3 separate regions of the Mus musculus genome follow, and all the other regions are linked to region 2. Evidence: chromatin loops called from intact Hi-C (ENCODE). Cell type or tissue: left cerebral cortex. All regions are shown on one strand.

Evidence for each region. A loop is a pair of places that touch in the nucleus more often than their neighbours do. Peaks named below come from ENCODE experiments on the same cell type or tissue, not always from the same donor. Only the 100,000 strongest peaks of a DNase experiment are listed, where the experiment ranks them.
Region 1: a loop joins it to region 2, with 6 times the contacts of the local background. A loop is called at or near these places in 6 of 42 quality-filtered maps.
Region 3: a loop joins it to region 2, with 8 times the contacts of the local background. A loop is called at or near these places in 3 of 42 quality-filtered maps.

Annotation. Positions count from the first base shown.
Region 1 is chr12:49,950,659-49,953,158 of GRCm38, reverse strand. No RefSeq gene overlaps it. Among named protein-coding and RNA genes, the nearest start is that of Gm40418, 170 kb to the left of the region's middle. In left cerebral cortex, a CTCF peak has its summit at 1,197; DNase peaks (open chromatin) are centred at 60, 1,188 and 1,926; H3K27ac peaks cover 2,386 bases.
Region 2 is chr12:50,110,662-50,113,161 of GRCm38, reverse strand. Gm40419 (a long non-coding RNA gene) reads left to right here. Exons shown (of 3, transcript XR_872736.2): 2 at 799-881. Among named protein-coding and RNA genes, the nearest start is that of Gm40418, 8.4 kb to the left of the region's middle. In left cerebral cortex, a CTCF peak has its summit at 1,294; DNase peaks (open chromatin) are centred at 1,332, 1,643, 1,737, 2,037 and 2 more places; H3K4me3 peaks cover 1,066 bases; H3K27ac peaks cover 2,342 bases.
Region 3 is chr12:49,738,787-49,741,286 of GRCm38, reverse strand. No RefSeq gene overlaps it. Among named protein-coding and RNA genes, the nearest start is that of Gm25015, 160 kb to the right of the region's middle. In left cerebral cortex, no CTCF peak of the experiment used is centred here; DNase peaks (open chromatin) are centred at 778 and 1,108; H3K4me3 peaks cover 932 bases; H3K27ac peaks cover 1,282 bases.

The sequences.
Region 1 (2,500 bases), 160 kb after region 2:
TCAAGAGACCTTCCTTTGCTATTAGTAGCATATGATAGTTCTTCCTTCATCCTGGAGAGGATGGGAAGCCGATGGTAAAATACGACTGACTCCAAGAAACATTTCTTAGAGTGAAACATTCCCCTTTCAGCATTTTTTTTTTACAGCTCTACTCGATATAACACCCTGCGACAGAATTGGGAAGATCATCTCCAGCTCATATCCCATCAGGACTGTTTTCAGTATCCCCAATGCTTTGCCTTTATATCTAGCCCACGAGCCTTGACTTGCTCTTGCATTATTTCACGTTAATTGCTTTAATGTTTATTGCTACATTCAATCATAACATAATATGTGCACAGAGGTAACAATTACACAGTAAATTGTCCTTCCAAAGAGATGTCAAGATGGACATTGGTGGGTGGGGTGGGCAGAGGGTGATGATTTATAACTTATGTTGACATTTTGGGACAAAGCTGGTTCAATTTCTCTTGATTTCATTATAATACCTAATAATAATTTCTCTTTGTCTGTCATATAATTTGTCGTTATGATAACGGCTCAGCTAAAAAGTTCATGAGGCTGGGGGTCAATGGTTAAAGACAATTTTGAGCTTTATGTTTCTCCATTGCTACAGCAATACTGTATCATTCAAAATGGCATGTTGGTGGAAAGGAAACACTGCTATGCAAGTCTATAATTCTCACCCACTGTGAAACTAAATATCTCATTTAAAAACAGTTTTATACAAAGGCACTTGGCCTCTATATTTGTATACATGTATATTTTATCTAGATAACTATAAAGAAAGTATTTTGAAGCTGGACATGTTGGTACATGCCTGTGATTTTTGAATTAGAGATGCTGAGGCAGGAGGATCTTAAATTCTAAGCCAGCCTGGATGACATAGACTCTGAATCAAGAAAAGAAATATCAGTGTGACACTCTGTAGGGTAGTTTCCCGTTGTTATGATTACAAAATCCATCTCCCAGTGAACCATCCTACCCTGGGAGCTGCCCTTGAGCAGCTCCTTCACAGTTCACTTGTCAGTCGCACCGTGCTAATATTAAGAACTCTGCTAACCCTGACAAGCAGCAAGGCAACTCACCACTGACCCTGGCTGGGAATCAGGAAGCTGCAGTTCTATTCATGCCACAGAGCTGAAAGTATCTTTTGCTACTGGGGACTTGCCTTGCATCACGGATTGCTTGCTTGGCAGCATATGAGCCAGTAGGTGGAGTGCTTGCTAACAATAATTGAATACACAACTTTAACTTCAAATAAGTAGAAGCCACTTTTCCTGTTATAAATTGCTAAAATTATGCGTATGCTGATTTCTTTCTTCAGTTATAATTATTTGGAGGGAAAAAATTCACCAGAGCAGGGTTGAGATGAATGCAGGACTGTGGTTACATAGTAGAACTTAGAGGCAAACTGTGCCCAAGCTCATTGTATGGTGTAAGCATTATGTAAAAAGACGGTGTCTCAATCACTCAAGTGTGTTTGATTCAGTAAATAGATCTAAATATCTCTTGAAAAATTTTTTAGTATTCATGGTGTTCAAAGGACACACTACTATTGACATACTGTACAGGGAAAAGCTTAGATAGAATTAATTACACGTGTTAATAATCATAGTAAATTCAACACCTTTGGGAAGAAAAGTTGCAAGAGATGCTTCCAAAATAAAGTGTAACTTTCCTCTGAGAGTGCTTGTTTTCTTCCAAAAGAAGGCTTTCAAATGTATTTTAAAGCTACAGCTAGAGACTTGCTAACTGCATCACTCTAAATCTATCTATATCACACCTAAAGATGTTAAAGCAACATTTAGAACTCCAAGGAGAAAACAAGCAACAGAATTTAGAAAGCAGGAACCACATGGAAACAAGAAAAGTCTTCAGTCATTTTTTAAGAATGTGAGTTACATGATGTGGAAGATGAATATTTGAGAGTTTTAAAAAAGAACCTCATTCCTTATCGGGAACACTCGCATGCCACAATCCGTGGCTTGGGAAACCTGTAGTCTGCAGGGCTAGGAAAAAAATCATTTCATTTAAAGAGGCAACTGTACGATCTTCAAGGCGAACACTGCTGAACACTGAGCATTTCCCCTTTAACTTTTTCATCTCAAAATGATAAATTTTGCTAGAAATAAGATTTTAAGGCAAGATATCATGTTATATAGCCCAGCCTGGCTTTGACCTGTTATTCTGTCTTAACACTCCCCACCCCAGGCTATGATTGTCAACATTTGCCACCACAGTCATCATTCAAAGTAATTTCTATGAGGACTCAGTTGTCCCTTCAAGTGTCCCAGCATGTTCTCAACGCCCACTAAATTCTGGATAGATTTACATTTCAAATATGTAGCTTTTCCCCTTTAGGTAGACAGTGGAAGAATCAGAGTGCCTTGTTAAACAAAATGAAGCAGCCACAATTAATAACAAGTAAACTCCACCACATTCAACAGCTTTATTCCAAACAAATGATGACTACACACTCCACCGTTCAAGGGTGACC
Region 2 (2,500 bases):
GCTGTTTTTTTTTTACACATGCTAGACTCTTAAATAACAAACCAACACTATAGAATATGTCTCAGAGAGAAGCCTCACTATCATTCTGTGGACTAAGAAAAATATCTGCTTTAAAAAAAAAAAAACCAAAAAAAAACCAAAAACGTTTTTGCCATGTCCTTTTTAGTTTTTGAAAACAATTTAAAAATACTCAATCCCTTATGGTTCTTAAGAGCTCTTTACATTTGTACTTAATTAAAAACTCGGTAATGAAATAGGAGTACTGTTTATTATTTATCTAAAACTGTCAGTTGGTTAGATTTTTGTCCTCAAATTATCTGGAAGCATTAAATTATATGCTTTCCTAGGTAGTCAACAGACATGACTGGGATTGCCTTTAGGTGGTTTCCAGGCCAATTTGTTTACTGACTATTGCCTACTTATTTACATTTTTTATGTAATTTTTTTAAAGTCCTCTTAGTAAGGAACACTTCATATAAGAAGTTTGCAAAGCAATATCTTTAGTTTTCAAAAAAATCAGATAAAATGCAGGGTAATCTTTTTTTAACGAACTGTTAATAAAAATATTGCCCATTAATATTTTACAGATTAAAGAAATAAATCACCCTGCAACATATCATTAAAATGCACCGTTTTCCGGCGTGTCAGAAGTGCTGTTCAATTTTGTCTGGATTCATTAAAGCTCTCAGAGCATGAGTGTGTTGCCAACCGGAATGTGGGTGGCTGTAATGGCAGCCTGTAGGTTTGTATGGAAAACAAGCATGGTACTGTGAAAAAAATCCTTCTCTCACCCTACAGATACCTGTGCCGAGAGCTTGGAAGGCATTTCTATAGGCTCATTACGAGTGACTGTTAAAGTCCCCATTCACTGAGAAGCAAAGGTAAGTTTGAAAAAAAATGTATTGAGGAAACCGGAAAGGGGGTGGGGAGTGGGGTGGAATCACCTAAGATTGAAGCAGCCTAACCAAGTGACAGACACGTAGACAACTCCGATGCTGCCAGAACAACACTCTGCACAGCCCACCAGCAAGCAATTTGTCATAGCGACAAGAATATCCTCAGCAATTTGGCATCAGGGTCCTTGGACAGCCAACTGCGACTATACAGCACGAGTCGTGCTATTCCGCAACGTGAAGATAGAAACCAAGGTTCTCGTTATTATGTCCAAATGTGTTATTTTATGAAAAACATATCTTTTGTCATGATCAACATAGAGATAAAACCGTAGCAATTGATAATAGCTGGGGGCAAATAAAAAGAAATTGAGAAAAATACATCCTGGTATGTTTTTTGAGATGCCCCTAGTGTTGAGACTTCAGGATGTTTGCTTGATGTGTTCGGTCTTTATGGCAGGCTCCCACAGAGCTTCCAAGAAGTAATGAATCCATAGGTACAAGAATGAATTGGGAATGTTTGGCGAGGTAAATAACTTGCTTTTAGAAGTCTGTAGTCTTTTCTTGTTTTAGACTTTAGATCCTTGTATATGTGGTGGTGACTAACATGTTAGTTTAGTGCAAATCCTTTCTGATTGGTATGGTTTGAAATTAGGCAAAGAATTCAAGGTAAGTTGAGTTATAAAAGTGCAAAGGAAAGACTCTGTGCTCTTTATGTTCCTATCCTGGTAATCTATTGTAAAAGTGCAGTAAAGGAGAGAAGCCAGGAGCATAGGATAAAGGTACCAGATAAATAAGCACGGAGCATTCCCTTGCCAATTACTTGGCATCTTGCTTAGTAATTAATGCCACCGTAATGAAATAAAGTGGTAGGCACAAAGATTGGGCCTTTTGTGAACTCTATACAGAACCAAACACTCATAAAAATCTTGCTCAAAGCTAGCTTAGCTTGATTTTCTTCACAATCAAAACTCGCTAGAGAAAAAATTAGTATAAACCCAAAATGTGTGTGTATGTTTGTATGTGTATGTGTGTGTGTGTGTGTGTGTGTGTGTGTGTGTGTGTGTGTATGTGTGTGTGTTTTGAATGTATTATTTAAGGGTGACATCAGACAATTGTAGTATTGCTGCCTCCATCATATGGACAAGAACGTCCTTCATTCCCCAGACATTATGGAATCATGAACCCACTCTGCCAGAAGCAAATAACGTTATTTATTATTTGTTCTATGAAACACTTTCGGTAACCAATGCGTAAGTGGTTATAAGTGCCTTACAATGGATTTCCAAGATCTTATTCCTTCTTGTGCCCTATGAAACTTTTAGGAAATGATAAAAGCAGTCAAGGCTTAAATAACAATGAGGCTAATAGTACTAATGGATATTTTAAAATAAAAATATATAATTTAGTCATTTTTATATTTAAGATTTGTGCAAGACTAGAAAATATTCAACTAACATTATAATAATTTATAAACAATGAATTTATTAGATCTAACGCATTTATTACAATTCACTAAAACCACAACAGTAAGTTTTCCAATCTAGGTACAATAACTGAATAGTAGTCATGGTTTGGCGTTAGGGAATTAGAGAATGAGACATTTA
Region 3 (2,500 bases), 370 kb after region 2:
TGAGTTACTTCCTGTAGCAGTGGAAATTTATGAGCAGAAACGTGGCTTAGCCTGCCTTATTTTTTTATAGAAATATAGATGTGGTGCTTAAATACTTGTATATTTGTATACAAATTGTGTCACTGTATTCTTGTTTAGTTGCCTATATTTCAGAATCTAGTTAAATATGGATATTGATTTGAAATCAAAATTTTATTTACAACATTTAAAGTGACCTACAACTCAACTGCTAAGATTTCCCAAAATGTTCTTCCACATATTGTTATAAAAATAAAAATATGTCCAAGTTGTCATGGTTCACATGTACACAGTAATGCTTAATACTGAAATCTGTGACTAGAAATAGTATCTTAAACTACTGGATGTTTAATCCTCTGTCCTTTTTCGTTTGATTTTTTTAGATAAATTTTATACCTGATATAATGAGGTTGTAATATAATTGTTCATAAAATATTTACCTTTCCAGGAAAGTACCTAACTCTTTTTAAAAAATATCATCTGAAACAGTGTTAAACTATGCATTCTTTTTCTTGAAAGAGAAAAGAAAAGAAAATACCCAATTTCCAAAGTATTGGCTGCTGCCCCTAGGAAAGGGTCTGTAGCAGCAGGGTTTCTGAGTCCTTTGCTGCAATCTAAAATACAGCAGATTGGGCCCAGATTCCCACTTAAATGTCTTGGGTTAGAAAACTCGGGAGGTGAATCTTCCGTGAGGACACAGTATCCTAAACTCTGCTGCTTCACTGGCAGGAGATGGAGCCTGGCAGCGGAACGGGAGCCTGGGAGAAAATGGGTTTGAAAAATGTCTTGAACACGGCCGGGCATATATTATGAACAAAGATTAAGTACCACATACTTGCAATCTTCTCTTTCCAAAGAATGTGATATGAAACTTCTGATCTTAAAATAAAAGAAAAAAAAGTCTGCTTTAAATTTTTGTTTTTTAAAATTTTTTTCACTCCTTAACCGATACACGTTCAAATAATGCTGCCGCTCTGCTCGCAACACAGCCTGCTCATTTTCTGAGCTGGCAAACTGTAGCCTTGGCTCAGGGCTCCCTATCTTTGACCAGCCCCCACAGAGCCCAGAATCTTGCAAAATAATCTCTGACTAACTAATTACCAAGGAAATACCATTTTGAGTTTTTGTACCAATCAGGCAACAATCTGGTAGTGACTCTTCAGGCTTTGACATATAGAAACACTTAGCTGTGATTGCCTATGATGTCATGCGGGTGAGTGCGGCTGGGTTGTGCTCATCAGCCTGTTTACTTCAGGAGCTGATAAAGAAGAAAATCACTTCACTCTGTGATGATGAGTTTCCCTGTTTGACCTTTCCCAGCACCTGCAGGGAACGGATCATGCAGTGATCACACATGCCCCTTCACATGTGTACTGTCCCCCTAACACAGGCAGACCACGGCGTGTGAACCAAGTATTTAAAGACAAATGTAGCTACTGAGAAGTGTATATTTAAACCATAACACCTGTTTATTTTTCTAGCCTAAGATATCCGTGATTTTACAGCAATGGAGTTGCTTCAGCTTTTTCCAACTGAACTTAACCTTTCTGGATTTATTCTTAACACTGAGGCAACGATCTAAATTTTAGAAAAATTAGATCCAAATAACTGATGGCATTGTTTACCTTATCCTGGGGGAAAGAACCTAACGAAAAGCAAGAAGGGCTATTTTTATTAGGAGATTTATTTTTGTAATAAATCCATCAAATAGATTTATCTTACAGAGCACATCTACTGAAAAATTTCTCTTATTAAGTGTAGAAAACCTGCACCTCATCAAATCACTTCTGCCAGTTTCCCATACATACAGTAAATGATTTCAAAATTAACTGACTAGAACTCTTTGTTAAAATTTGTCATTTATCTATTAAAATTCTGTAACTTTTGTCAGACAATGTACTTAGCTCTGTAATAAGAGTCCCTGAAGATATGTGTGTGATTTGTCAAAAGAGAGACAAAAAGTGTAGAAAACTCTAAAATGTCAGTAATCAGGAGATTTAACAGACTTCAGTAAATTTACATAGAATGAATAGAAATCTTTGATATTAATAAACTTAGCTGGGGGATGGGGGGACAAAGAATGGTAATTTGAATATAATTTCCACTGTCACTTATTCCAAAATTAAAAATTATTATGGATAAATGTGCAAAAGATTTTTAATAACGTAAATGTAACTGTTGATCACTACCTCAGAACTTAAAACTGTGACTTGTTTTCTTAAGGAGACCAGTTAAGATTATGATTCTTTTGTATTTCTGTTCACATAAGGACTAATGTAAACTTAGTTATAGAGTACACGAGTGTCAGACAAAAGTGTGTTTCCCCCTTTTAGTGGCCTCTAGCAGAACAGGGGTGGGTTATCCCATAGACAGATGAACACTTCCTGACATCAGAGGCTGATCAATAACTAGATCATGTATAATTGCAACAACCTCAACAAAACAGAGTCCTAGAGTAATATGGATATGCAGTTTACTTTTA